Regions from separate parts of the Homo sapiens genome. Here all the other regions are linked to region 1. A link is a contact called in ENCODE Hi-C or POLR2A ChIA-PET data. All regions are on one chromosome and are shown on one strand. Each heading gives the region's core, a stretch centred on a gene start or an enhancer-like site at or near the end of the contact. The rest is flanking DNA. Distances are from core to core; before and after follow the strand shown. Region 1 holds the start of NLRC3 (NLR family CARD domain containing 3). Region 2 holds the start of OR1F1 (olfactory receptor family 1 subfamily F member 1). Region 3 overlaps ADCY9 (adenylate cyclase 9). Region 4 overlaps CREBBP (CREB binding lysine acetyltransferase).

Evidence for each region. Hi-C counts contacts between places; a loop is a spot of excess contacts on that map. ChIA-PET counts read pairs that join two places held with the same protein, here RNA polymerase II (POLR2A). Pooled maps may share reads with other maps.
Region 2: a loop to region 1 is called in a map with no recorded cell type, with 4 times the contacts of the local background. The contact joins the promoter of OR1F1 here to the promoter of NLRC3 in region 1. A Hi-C loop is called at or near these places in 4 of 37 single-sample maps with no recorded cell type and 2 of 50 pooled maps.
Region 3: a loop to region 1 is called in a pooled map, with 2.0 times the contacts of the local background. The contact joins the enhancer-like site here to the promoter of NLRC3 in region 1. A Hi-C loop is called at or near these places in 1 of 50 pooled maps. POLR2A ChIA-PET finds 5 or more read pairs at or near these places in 2 of 52 experiments (AG04450 and activated CD8-positive, alpha-beta memory T cell).
Region 4: a loop to region 1 is called in a pooled map, with 4 times the contacts of the local background. The contact joins the enhancer-like site here to the promoter of NLRC3 in region 1. A Hi-C loop is called at or near these places in 4 of 37 single-sample maps with no recorded cell type and 3 of 50 pooled maps. POLR2A ChIA-PET finds 5 or more read pairs at or near these places in 1 of 52 experiments (activated naive CD4-positive, alpha-beta T cell).

What each region holds. Positions count from the first base shown.
Region 1 is chr16:3,575,810-3,579,023 of GRCh38, forward strand. NLRC3 (NLR family CARD domain containing 3) reads right to left here and starts at 1,594. Exons shown (of 20, transcript NM_178844.4): 1 at 1,340-1,594. LOC105371060 (a long non-coding RNA gene) reads left to right here and starts at 1,694. Exons shown (of 2, transcript XR_001752061.3): 1 at 1,694-3,214. RefSeq lists enhancers at 2,678-2,727, 2,758-2,937.
Region 2 is chr16:3,186,578-3,189,791 of GRCh38, forward strand. It overlaps OR1F1 (olfactory receptor family 1 subfamily F member 1), which reads left to right and starts at 1,627. Exons shown (of 4, transcript NM_001370640.6): 1 at 1,627-1,902; 2 at 3,172-3,214. TRP-TGG3-5 (tRNA-Pro (anticodon TGG) 3-5) reads left to right here and starts at 1,517; the gene lies at 1,517-1,588. It overlaps TRP-AGG2-8 (tRNA-Pro (anticodon AGG) 2-8), which reads left to right and starts at 3,057; the gene lies at 3,057-3,128. RefSeq lists a silencer at 3,026-3,185.
Region 3 is chr16:3,960,185-3,963,398 of GRCh38, forward strand. It overlaps ADCY9 (adenylate cyclase 9), which reads right to left. Exons shown (of 11, transcript NM_001116.4): 11 at 2,469-3,214. Among named protein-coding and RNA genes, the nearest start is that of TRIDDENT, 11 kb to the left of the region's middle. RefSeq lists an enhancer at 1,360-1,859. Within about 2 kb of position 1,433, at least 18 of the 41 ENCODE cell types and tissues checked have a DNase peak (open chromatin) inside an H3K27ac peak, as active enhancers do.
Region 4 is chr16:3,860,419-3,863,632 of GRCh38, forward strand. The region is part of intron 1 of CREBBP (CREB binding lysine acetyltransferase); the gene reads right to left. Among named protein-coding and RNA genes, the nearest start is that of CREBBP, 19 kb to the right of the region's middle. Within about 2 kb of position 1,561, at least 8 of the 41 ENCODE cell types and tissues checked have a DNase peak (open chromatin) inside an H3K27ac peak, as active enhancers do.

The sequences.
Region 1 (3,214 bases), core at 344-2,843:
GGTGGGACTTCCCAGTGCTGGCTGCCTACCTGGGCTGCCAGTATCTCCCACCACGGCTGCTTGGATGCTCCTCTCTTCCCACATCCTGCCCCTGCCCCCTCCCAGGGCCTTGGAATTCAGGACTCGGTTCTCTCGAGGTGGCCCCAGCATCATCACTTGAGCTCAAAAGCCTTCCCGAAGGAAGAAGGAAGTGGCACCTGCACCTCAGGGCCCTACCCTGCTCACTGCATGGACCCCTGGAGTCCAAGGGGTGGAGAGGCCCAGCCCTGGGGAGCCCAGCACCCTGGGACAGAAGAAGAGGGGTGCAGCCTGCAGCCTGTGATGGCCAACAGTGAGCCCCAGGCTCAGGGTCACCTCCAGGGAGGGGTCCAGAAAAACACCAGGGCCTCTGGAGCCTGGCCATAGGGGAAGACCCTGCAGCCAACACCCAGGCTGGCCCAGGGCAGTGGCACTTCTTCCGAGAAGGCCTCTGCGGTTGCCGTCTCTCTCGACCCTTGTCTCACCCAAGGCTGTGGGCAGGAGAGGCCCTGGGGCTGCCCACTCGCCTGGGGGCGGCGCCTGCACCCTCCCTGCCCCTCATGACCTCGCCCCTCCTGTGCTGTCACCTCCATCTACAGGTGGGGTGCTGAGGCCCAGAGAAGTAGCCTCCCATGGGGGGTCCCAGTGCCAGGAAGGGTGCCCAGGTCTGCCGATTCCCCAGGCCGTGGCTCAGCATCACCACTGCCTGCCCGCAGCACCTTCAAGATGCTTCCTGCTTCTCCTGGGCCATCACTGGTACCTGGGGGAGCTGGGTTTTGTCCCTGGGACCTGTCCTGGGCCATTCTTAGTTACCTGTTTTTTCTTTTCTTTTTTGTTTTGTTTTGTTTTGTTTTGGAGACAGTCTCGCTTTGTCACCCAGGATTGAGTGCAGTGGCTCGATCTCGGCTCACTGCAACCTACGCCTCCCGGGTTCAAGCGGTTCTCCTGCCTCAGCCTCCCGACTAGCTGGGTGGGATTACAGGCGTCTGCCAACATGCCTGGCTAATTTATTTTTTATTTTTAGTAGAGATGGGGTTTCACCATGTTGGCCAGGCTAGTCTCAAAGTCCTGACCTCAAGTGATCCGCCCACCTTGGCCTCCCAAAGTGTTGGGATTACAGGCGTGAGCCACCGTGCCTGGCCACATCTCTTTTTTCTACAGCATGAGCCAGTCCTGCCCCAGGAGACAGCTTCTTGGAGTCTCGTGGAGTCTCCCCAGTCCCCCTCCCCAGAGTAGCTCAGGCCTTAAGGCCACTGTCCTTCCTGCCAGCATCCCTTCTCCCTCCCCTGCCCTGCACTGAGGTCACCTGGACCCAACTTACCTCCCGGGCCTCGATGCTGCTCCAGGGACAGCAAGACTGGGGGGCCTGGGGGCGTCCATCTCCATGCTCCTGGGCTCAGCCCTGCTCCAGCTGCGTGGTGGTAGATGCCCTGGGAATCCCTGTGCCAGCCTGAGTTCTCAGGACCAGGGATCAGGGCACTTACCACGCCAACCAACCAACCGTGTGGGGGCCGAGAGCAGTGCAGCCCCGACCTTCTGCAGCCCCACCGAGCCCACCGGCTGTCCCTGTGGCTCCGGGTCCTCACCTCTTCCTGTGCTGGGCTCCACCTCATTCTTCCTTCCTGTCTGATTTCAACAGCCAACAGCCTCGCAGACACATCGAGGAGCCGGGGCACCCTGGCTTGGTCACCGCCCCCGTGCAAGTTAAGTGCGGGGGCGATGCTGGGGGTCTTGACTCTGGGATTAAGTGTCCCTGCAGGTGGCATGCTCAGGATAAAGTGGCTGGTGCCAAGGCTGTTGACACATCACCTCCATCCCGCCACAAAGGAAGCTGCCCCGCCATCAACAAATGCTTGTTTTCAGGCGGGTGGTCAGGAAATCAAGTGAGCAGCCTGAGGTCACGCAACTAGAGGGTGACCCCAGCAGGACTGGACTGTGCCCTGCCACCTCCAGGCCACCCCTGTGGCTCTCCTTATTTATTTATTTAATTTATTTATTTGAGACAGAGTCTCGCTCTGTTGCCCAGGCTGGAGTGCAATGGCACGATCTCGGCTCACTGCAACCTCCCCCTCCCAGGTTCAAGAGATTCTCCTGCCTCAGCCTCCTGAGTAGCTGGGATTACGGGCATGCGCCACCATGCCCCGCTAATTTTTGTATTTTTAGCAGAGGAGGGGCTTTGCCATGTTGGCCAGGCTGGTCTTGAACGCCTGACCTCAGGTGATCCACCCACCTTGGCTTCCCAAAGGGGTGGGATTACAGGCGTGAGCCACTGCGCCCAGCCTATTTATTTTTTGAGACAGGATCTTGCTCTGTCACCCAGACTGGAGTGCAGTGGTGTGATCTCGGCTCACTGTAGCCTCTACCTCCTGGGGCTCAAGTGATCCTCCTGCCTTGGCCTCCCAAAACACGGAGATAACAGGTGTGAGCCACTGTGCTCCCTCTTTTAACACCTCTTGCTTTCTTTTCTCTCTGTCACCCAGTAGGCACCTCTGACTCAGCTGTGCCCCATAACATCTTCCTGTGAGCAAAGGGCTCCCCAGAGGCAGGTCACCTGTACCCTAAGAGGAAACAGCAGAATGTTGCCGTCCGCGGCAGGAGATCGCACTCGGCCCCTGGAAGTGGACCTCAGTGGGTGGCCTGCCCTGACAGGGAAGGGCGTGAGGGGGAAGGACATGGCCCAGAGCAAGCCACATGAGAAAAATTACAATAAAGTATGGGACATCCGCTGGGGACAGGGAGCAAGCAACATGGGGCCACTGAGGGAAGGAGGTGACAAGGTGGGAGCCAAGGGACAGGGGTCCTGGGGTCTGAATTTTCCTCAGCAAGCAAGTGGGAGCCAGCAATGGTTGTAGAGCAGGAGAGTAGTGGGTCTGGACTCATAGAGCAGCTTGTGGCTCAGGGGAGGTAGGAGGGTTAGCTGGTTCCCCAGAGCCTGTGTGGGTGATGGGGGGGAGGGAACTGAGGCAGCAGACCAGAAGTGCTCCTGCACATTCCCCTGCCTGCCTACCTTCTTTTGTCCCTCCTTCCTCTCCCTCCCTCCCAACAATGCTTTCTGAGCACCCAGGAACCTGCTGGGTGCTGGGAGGACACGATGGACCCTCGAGAAGGCTGCCCGAGGCTCCAGGCAGGCAGAGTGCAGACCCAGCAGCTGCAGCCTCGGCTGTGGGGAGCAACAAAGGCGCCTGAAACCAGGCCG
Region 2 (3,214 bases), core at 377-2,876, 390 kb before region 1:
CCGTCTCTACTAAAAATACAACAATTAGCCTGGCATGGTGGCACACGCCTGTAATCCCAACTACTTGGGAGGCTGAGGCAGGAGAATCTCTTGAACCCAGGAGGCAGAGGTTGCGGTGAGCCAAGATCACCCCATTGCACTCCAGCCCGGGGAAAAAGAGCAAAACTCCGTCTCAAAAAAAGAAAGAAAGAAAACAGCATGAGTTAGTTCATGGAAACCAGCAGAGTCTAGTCCCTATTCAGTAACTGACGAGAATGAGCAGTTGGACTCTATTCTGTTTCCTTTTTTTTTTTCTTTCTTTCTTTTTTTTTAGACAGGGTCTCACCCTGTCAGGCTGAAGGGCAGTGGCGCAGTCTGGGCTCACTCTAAACTCCATCTCCCGGGTTCAAGCGATTCTCGTGCCTCAGCTTCCTGAGTAGCTGGGACTACAGGCACGCGCCACCATACCAGGCTGATTTTTGTATTTTTAGTAGAGACAGCGGTCTGGCATGTTGGCCAGGCTGGTTTCGCATTCCTGGCTTCAAGTGATCACCCGCCTTGGCCTCCCAAAGTGCTGGGAATACCGGCGGGAGGTACCGCGCCCAGCCTCCTTCACTTTTCTGTGACTTCCAGAGCAGACAATACATAAGACACCGGGAGAGATGCCTGCAGGTGAGTAGACAGGGTTCTCCTTGGCTTCCTTTGAGTCTCAAGGAAGTCACTGAAGCAGCGGGCCCAGCTGCCTTTTACGCCTCACGCCAGCCTCCAGACACACCCATTGCACCATGTACTGCTACTTGGCAAACTTTGTCACGGAAATCCAATGTTTCCAGTTTCTGGGTCCCGAAACTCTTCCCATGCAAGCTCTAGGACAATCTCTTTTTCTCCAGTCTCCACTTCAAGGCTCAGTTGTTTTCCACCTATGGCCCTTAGGGCCAGCCCGAGGCTACACTTGCCAGCCAGAGAGGCTGCGGCAAGCAGCGTTTATGCTCCATAGTCCCAGGTGAGGAAGACGAAGCCTTTTTTGTCATAGATCTTCATTTCTTTTCTTAAATGTCTTTTAAAAATATGCCTATGTAATTTTTTAAAGGATTCGAAATCTATGTAGCCCAGTAATAAGCCCTTAGTTTGTAACTTCGATTGTATTTTCTTTGGATTATCATTTGCCGTTTTAAAACCTTGGATAAAATCTGTGTATTTCCTTTATGATTTCTGACATCTCTATCCTGCCTGGAAATCCTTTTACCTTAGTAATAGGCAAATGCACCTATATATCATACCAGCACGACATTGAAACCACCAGCTCATAACCTCAGCGGGTAACCTTGTTGGTTTACCCAGCAGGAGTAAAGCCTGCCTCGGAAATCTGAGGGTGGCCGCGAACCCACAAGTCAAGATTCGCAGGTGCGCGCGCTAAGGACTGAGCTATTGGGGCGATGGAGAGAGTCTCGCTCTGCGTCAGGGACGGAAGGACGTGTCCCCCACCAGAAAAAGGAAAAAAAAAAAAAAAAAAAGAAAAAAGAAAAAAGGAAGCGGCGGCTCGTTGGTCTAGGGGTATGATTCTCGCTTTGGGTGCGAGAGGTCCCGGGTTCAAATCCCGGACGAGCCCCCTTTTCCTTCTCTTTTTTCCCATTTCGCATTTTCAGCAAGGACAGGAGACTAGGAAGGCGGAGGGAGGCTGCTATTGGCAGGGCCTCAGTGGAGACCTCCCGGGGTCCCGGGACGCAGACGGACGGGCCTGAATCGCTCGCCTTGGTGAAATGGGATCCAGCGCTGCCAACTGCGGCAACTGCGGTTAAAGGAGACGACCCCGTGCAGCAGGAGGAGGTTATTTAGAATAAGGAAGAATGCGCCGGGCTCATTGGTCGCTACAGGGGCATAAATTTTTTCTAGGATTCCAGAGTATGGCTGCTCCAGTCCCAGGTGAGCCCTCCTCCGCTTAAAATTCCAGTTTATTCGGAGAAGGGGAGAATACCGGAAGCGGGGGAGAAGGGAGGGGAGTGAGTGAGAGGAGGGAGGCGGGGAAGACCGGGCATCCGCGGGCAGCACTTCAGTCGGCCCTGGCGGGGTGGGGGTCTCGGCCCTTGTCCCCACCCCCAGACCCCGGGGCCTTCCCACTGAGAGCGAGGGAATTCGCGGCTTTGATCTGGAGGGGACAGGGAGCCCCTTTTAGCCCAGATCTGCTGGATTCTCGGGAGTCAGGTGAAATCTGGATACAGGGAAGGGCAGAGTGACAGTAAAGGGTGCCCCGGAACCGATGCCCGACGCCTGCTGCCCCACGGCCTTCATTCTTGCTCCTCCTCACGTCCTGGGGACTGGAGGTCCCGCCAGCTCCCCCCAGTGAAGGGCAAGGGGGCGCATCGCAGAATCGCCCCTGGTGCGCAGCGTAGTTGGTGGCCTAAGCCGTCTTCTCCGAGAGCTCAGCCATCCTGGGCACTTGAGGCCAGGCAGGCGCTGCGGGGCTGGTTCAGTCGATGGAGAAAAGAGACTCTCAGCGTCAGCCTTTAGGGTTCGAGGCCCACGTGGGAAACTCGCTTTCTGGGTTTTGGCTTCCCTGGGGAGAAGGGAGGACCGGAGCCGGAGAAGCGTGAGGTGCGGCGAGGTAGGGTGCCTGGTAGCTGGTGTCTCGTGCACTCCGTCAGGCCTTTATTGAACACCCATTGGTGCCACGCTGAGGGACTGCAGCGTTTCCAAGGCGAGCTTGCAGTGATCGAGGCTCGCAGACCCTCAGCGCAGCCGCTGCCTGCTATTGGGAGGTTCCCATGTCCTGCGGAAGCTGGAGCTCCTCACTGCGCGCCTCGGAGACGCCGAATCCCCAACTCAAGGCCGAGTGGCGGTGGCGGGCGAGGACCCAGGGCCCTTCTGGATTGTGGTAGCGCCAGGGCTGCTCCCCATTTTGTGCGTCGCGGAGGAGGGGCCGGGGCTCTGGGCTTCCGCCACACCCATCCTCACTTGAAATTGCCCCTTCCAGGCGGGTCTGAAATAAGATTCTACTCACTGGGTCCTGCTGGGTCCGCCCCAGCCGCCCCCAGGATGCTAGGACGCCCACAAAGATAACCTTAATGCGTAAATCGTGTGGCTCGTTGGTCTAGGGGTATGATTCTCGCTTAGGGTGCGAGAGGTCCCGGGTTCAAATCCCGGACGAGCCCGGCTTTTGGTGCAGGGTAAAAGTCGTTTCCTGCTCTTTTTTAGATTCGGCTCGACTTACAGACCTCAGCGCAGGACGTGGACGCCC
Region 3 (3,214 bases), core at 183-2,682, 380 kb after region 1:
CACTCTATTTGCATTCGTGGACTCCTGAAATTATATATAAAATCAAAAGATTTGGCCGGGCACGGTGGCTCACTTCTGTAATCCCAGCACTTAGGGAGGCTGAGGCAAGTGGATCACCTGAGGTCTGGAGTTTGAGACCAGCCTGGCCAACGTGGTGAAACTCTGTCTCTACTAAAAATACAAAAGTTAGCCAGGCATGGTGGCACGAGCACCTGTAATCCCAGCTACTCAGGTAACTGAGGCAGAAGAATCACTTGAACCTGGGAGGCGGAGGTTGCAGTGAGCTGAGATCGCACCACTGCACTCCAGCCTGGGCGAGAGAGCCAGACTCTGTCTCAAAAAAACCAAGCAACGAAACAACAACAACAAAAAATCAAAAGTTGTTTTTATGTGCATTTTTTCTGGACAAAGTAACCATAACCTTCATCAAACTATCAAAGCCTTTGCGAGCCAAACCTGTCCCCACCCCGGAAAAAAAACAATGAAGAATCCCCGCTGTTGACTGAGACTCTAACAGGCACGCGGATTACTTAACTCACATCTCCTTCAGACTTTCAGGGCCAGCAGGGATACGAGAATTCCCTAAGCTTAAATTACTCTAATATTCATTAACAACTCTTTAGAGTCATGATATTTAAAAAAACAATTTTTAAAAAGGAACTGTATAAAAATAGACACTTGGGAAGATTTTAAATGTACATGTCCATTGCGTGCAAGTGTGTACTTTTTCTTAATCGCTTCCTCTTGGCTTTCTCCGGTTAGTTTCACTTTCCCAGTACGCGGGATCTATTCCAGGTGGCCACAGCCATAGATTCCCACAGTGGGGGAAAAGCAACCATGTGAACAAGATTTCAGATGAAAGAGAAACCACAAATGATCAGTTCTGGGGCTGATTGCAAAAATTAGAGGCTGCCTTTCTTGGCTGTTTGAGAAATCCTCTAAGTCACTGGGTGCCCTTTCTAGTAGAAAGACCCACGTTCTGGCTGGGCGCGGTGGCTCATGCCTGTAATCCCAGCACTTTGGGAGGCTGAGGAGGACGGATCACTTGAACCCAGGAGTTCGAGAACAGCCTGGCCAACATGGCAAGACCCCGTCTCTGCAAAAAAATACAAAAATTAGCTGGGCATGGTGTTGCGCACCTGTAGTCCCAGCTACTCAGGAGGCTGAGGTGGGAGGATCACCTGAGTCAGGGCAGGTCAAGGCTGCAGTGAGCCCTGATGGTCACTGCACTCCAGCCTGGGTGACAAAATGAGACCCTGTCTCCAAAAAAAAAAAAACCGAACAAAACCTCCATTCTTACAAGACCCTCAAGGCAGCAAGGACGGGTTATTCCCTAAGCTGGAAAGGTGACCAGGGAGGCCTGCAGTGGCGACTCGGGAGGAGAGTGACCTCATCAAACAGCAACCTCATTGGCCCCGGGCTCCAGCAGAGAATCAGCTGGAGGCTGCACCCCCGCAAGTCCATGAGCAACCACCAGAAGCCATGAATTCAGCTCCCTTTGTGGAGTCTACAAAAGAATCTTTGTGCCCTGAAGTTGGTCATAAATACTTAACTTACCAGGCCGGGCACAGTGGCTCATGCCTGTAATCCCAGCACTTCGGGAGGCTGAGGCGCACGGATCACTTGAGGCCAGGAGTTCGAGACCAGTCTGGCCAACATGGTGAAACCCTGTCTCTACTAAAAATATGAAAATTACCCGGGTGTGGTGGTATATGCCTGTAATCCCAGCTGCTAGGGAGGCTGAGGCACGAGAATTGATTGAACCCAGGAGGCAGAGGTTGCAGTGAGCTGAGATCGCACCACGGCACTCCAGCCTGGGTGACAGAGTGAGACTCTGTCTAAATAAATAAAAATTAAAAAAAAAATAACTCATCAGGAAAACCCCTACAGGGGAAGGGGCTCTAACCCCTGGAAGATCCATAGTTTGGCCTCAGATGCGGGAGTGTGGTGAACTCCCAAGAAGTGTAGAAAATGGCATGTGTGTTTTTCTGGGAAGAGGCTCTATGACTTTAAACAGATTCTGAAGGGGCTTTGTGACTTCCTCAAAACACCTGGGACCCCAGTGATCTGTGTACCTGCAATCACTCTTTCCTTTTCAGAAAACCTACTTTTTCCCCCTCAATTCCTTCTCTAAGGATGTTGCAGAAAACTATTTAGGAGGCCTGACAGGGAAAATCTCACAAGCAAAACTTGTCCTGCAACCTTACTTTTATTGTTTAAAAAATTCTGTGTAAAAATAAATACTTTTCAACTCAAGTTAACTGGAGCAAATAGATCCAATTAAAAAAATAACATAAACACAAACAGGGTTTTCTACTTGCCCTGTTTCTGAAGTCATGACGTGAAAGAAAGGCAAACCCACCCAGGTGAGCCACAGATCGCAGAAAACACGAGCTGTCCAAGGAAGACCGCCCTCCTCTCTGAAGCAGTGCTCATCTTTTCAATAAGAAAACACCAGGCATCATATATTTAAATTTTAGAATATTTTAATGTCCATTTCTTCAGTGAATGCATTTTGAAATTATTAGAATTAACAATTTAAAAAGAGCAGATAAAAGGATATATGGAAAATGCAAACAGTCGGTTCTTGCTAATTCAATTTCAGATTCTAGGCATGATGTGATTTTCCAAACAACCAATTAAAAAAAACTCCTTACCTCGAAAATCTAGAAATTCAAATGCAGACGTGTCTTTGGAAACTACAAATGATTACAGCCCATGTGACAGGAAGCACGCGGCCTTCGGCTCTCCGGATCGTGTGCAAATGTGCAGGGGGAGCCCCCGCGGGTGACGTCAGTGTGGATGAAGTCACGGGTGTGGCAGAGCCTGTGGGGCTCTCAAGCTATTCGAGGGTTTTGTAACTGATGCTCTACATTTGTTTGCATTGGATAAAATTGTGTGTGCTTGTTTACCATATATATATATATATATATATATATATATATATATATATATATATGGATATATAATTCGATCTGAGCTGGGACTGAGAAGAAAATAGCAATTGCAACTCAAAGCAACTATTTACACACATTCAATGCTGAAGTATTGCTTCCTGCCCTAAGTTCCTAAGAGGTATTGCCACCCTGAAGCACGACCCATGCCGTCAGCAGCCCTCGTGCCAGCTGCTTAGAAACTCGTGTCTCCAGCACGATGTGCTCGCTGCCAACAGACAAGAGATGCACGGCGTTTCCGCTGCAGAGATTCTGTGGTT
Region 4 (3,214 bases), core at 311-2,810, 280 kb after region 1:
ACTGTAGCCTCAAACTCCTAAACTCCTGGACTCAAGCAATCCTCCTGCCTCAGCCTCCCAAGTAGCCAAGACTGCTGGCATGTGCCACTGTGGCTCCAAAAAGAATTTTTAATTTCTAAGTTAACGGACACAGGAAGAGGTAATGCACATGTTAATTGGCTCAATTTAGCCAATCCACAATGTATAGATATTTCAAAACATCATGTTGTATATGATAAATACATACAATTTTTATTTGTTAATTAAAACAAAATTTGAAGGAAAAAAACTACATACAAAAAACTTGATCCAGCAAGGGCAAAGCATCCTGGAAAAGTTCACTCCTAGAGATGAGGAATCTAGAGAGTGGTGGAAGGATTCACAGTGTTGTTATTATTATTGTTAAATGACCTGGAGGCCACACTACGCTCTCGGTGTGTTTACTGATCTATTACTAATTAGACACTACGGACACAGGAAGTGCAGTCTGGTGTAGTGAGAAGAGTACTCAACCAAGCCCTGGTTCAGATCACAGCTGTCACCACAGCTACTGCCTCCCTGTGTACCCCTCCTTAGCTCTAAAATGGAAGGACAGCTGGGTGCAGTGGCTCATGCCTGTAATCCCAGCACTTTGGGAGGCAGACAGGTGGGTCACCTATGGTCAGGAGTTCGAAACCAGCCTAGCCAACATGGTGAAACCCTGTCTCTACTAAAAATACTGAAAATTACAAAAAATTAGCTGGGCGTGGTGGCAGGTGCCTATAACCCCAGCTACTCGGGAAGCTGAGGCAGGAGAATCACTGGGAGGTTGCAGTGAGCCGAGATCGCGCCATTGCACTCCAGCCTGGGCAACAAGGGCAAAACTCTGTCCCAAAAAAATAAATAAATAAAATAAAATAAAGGACAGTAGCACCTGCTTCGCAGGATCGTTGATGAAAGAATTAAACCATACAGCATTTAGCACTGAGCTTGGCATGCAGTAAGGACTCAAAAAATATTAGTCATTACTATCACTGTCCCAATCCCATCTCCCAAGGCACCTATGAGGGCTGAACCAGCCAAAGCCTTTAAGAACCTGGCACTCCAGGGTTGGTACAGAGCAGGCGCTCAACAGCCGCCACTTATCAATGGTAGTGACTTGCTAATAAACTCATCCCTGCTGATCTGTGGCAATTCTAGTAGAATTAAAGGTTACTTTGCTTTGAAAGTTCTTGGGGATTATGCAAATAAATATAATGGAACAACTCTCTATACCAAAAAAAAAAAAAAAAAAGAAAGAGAAAAGCTGTTTTATTAATATTTATGCCATCGTAAGTAATTTTTATCTAGGCATTTAAACAAGTTCCCAAAAGACATCTAACTTTTTTTTTTTTTTTTACAATGACTATTAGGAAATAATTAAAGCAACCTCCTTCTAAAATCTTCCGTAATTCAGGCTTCTTTTATGCAGACACACCAATCCCTAATTAGAACAGAACAATGAGGTTGTACTTCATTCTGAACAGTGATCTTATCTTGAGTAAGTCTTGCCCCTCCTCAGAATCACTGATCTGCTGAAGAGCCAGAGAGCTCGGCCGGCAGCCCCCACCCTCTCCTCCCCAGGAGAAGGAAGCGAGTCACTGCTCAGGGGCCCTCACTCGGTGCAGGACCGGCTGGGTTTGAGATAGAATAGAAGTCGGCCTCCCCAGAGGACTGTACTCTAATTGAGGAAGACAGCCAATGGACACCAAGCCACAAACTTAAATTAACACGTATGTCATATTTTACAGCCAAGTGGAATAAGGCAGTGAACAAAAGTAGGAAAGGCTTCAAATAAGAGGCTCTGAGCAGAAGTTTAGAGGAAAAGGACACTGACAACTCCAAAGAGGCAGGGACAGAAGACAGCAAGACAGGCAGGCAGAGATGGCTGCTCTGCTGTGGGGAACTTCAAGGGAAAAGCTCCAAGATGGCAGGAGCCCCAGGGTAGGTACAAGTTCCATACGGTGGGAAGGGCCTCACTACGGTAGGCAGGCTTGCTCTGTCGCCCAGGCTGGAGTGCAGTGACACAATCTCGGGTTATTAAATTTGGGTTTAATAAACCGAATTGTCTTAAAACCCTCAACACAGCACTTACATTTATACTAGAGCTTAGAATTTGGGTTTTCTTGTTTTCCTGTCATATGCTGTGTTTTGTATGATGAACGATATTTAAGTGGACATTAACAACGACCTTCCCCAAGAAGTCCATTCTTCATATACGACATTCTAGTGGGGTTCTTCCTACTGTATCAGATCCACATACCTACCAAAGTGACGCCCTTCCCACTGTATCGAATTCGTACCTACCGAGGGGCTCCTGCCATCTTGAAGTTTTTCCCTTGAAGCTCCCCACGGCAGAGCAGCCAGCTTTGCCTGCCTGCCTTGCTGTCTTCCGTCCCTGCCTCTTTGGAACTGTCTTTTCTCAGTGTCCTTTCCCTCTGAAGTTCTGCTCAGAGTTTGCCTCTTATTTGAAAGCTAAATTACAGGACAAATATTCTTCATGTCACAGAAGGGTCCATCCAGGGGGACTCTTTTACACGGAAATGTGCTTAGTAAGTTCATTTAACATGGAAACATGATGAACTTCAAAGTTTGAATTAAGGGGAAATAAATCAAGCTATGGTATCAGGTTAAACTAACTGCAATAAAAATTACAGAACCTTAGAAACTGTAATGTGAATCAGAAGGGAAATACTGATTTATCAAAATGCACTTAATACAATATTCAAGAGTGCTACCTGGAAAAGGTAAAATCTACTTTTGCATAATTGATTATAAAATTTTAGCTTTTTTATTCATTCTCAAATGCACTTGATGGCTGTACTCTGTATCAGGTATCAAAAAACATCCTGCTTCGCTGAATGATTACTATTTACCTTCCATTTAAAAAACCCAAGCAAGACAGGGCCAGGCACAGTAGCTCATGCCTGTAATTCCAGTATTTTAGGAAGCCCAGGCAGGAAGATCACCTGAGGTCAGGAGATCAAGACCCGTCTGGCCAACATGGTGAAACCTCATCTCTACTAAAAATACAAAAATTAGCTGAGCGTGGTGGTGGGTGCCTGTAATCCTAGCTACCTAGGAGGGTGACACCGGAGAATTGCTGAACTCGGGAGGCAGAGGCTACCGTGAGCCGAGATCGCGCCACTGCACTCCAGCCTGGGTGACAGAGCAAGATTCTGTCTCAAAACAAAAACAAAAACAAAAAACCCTAGAC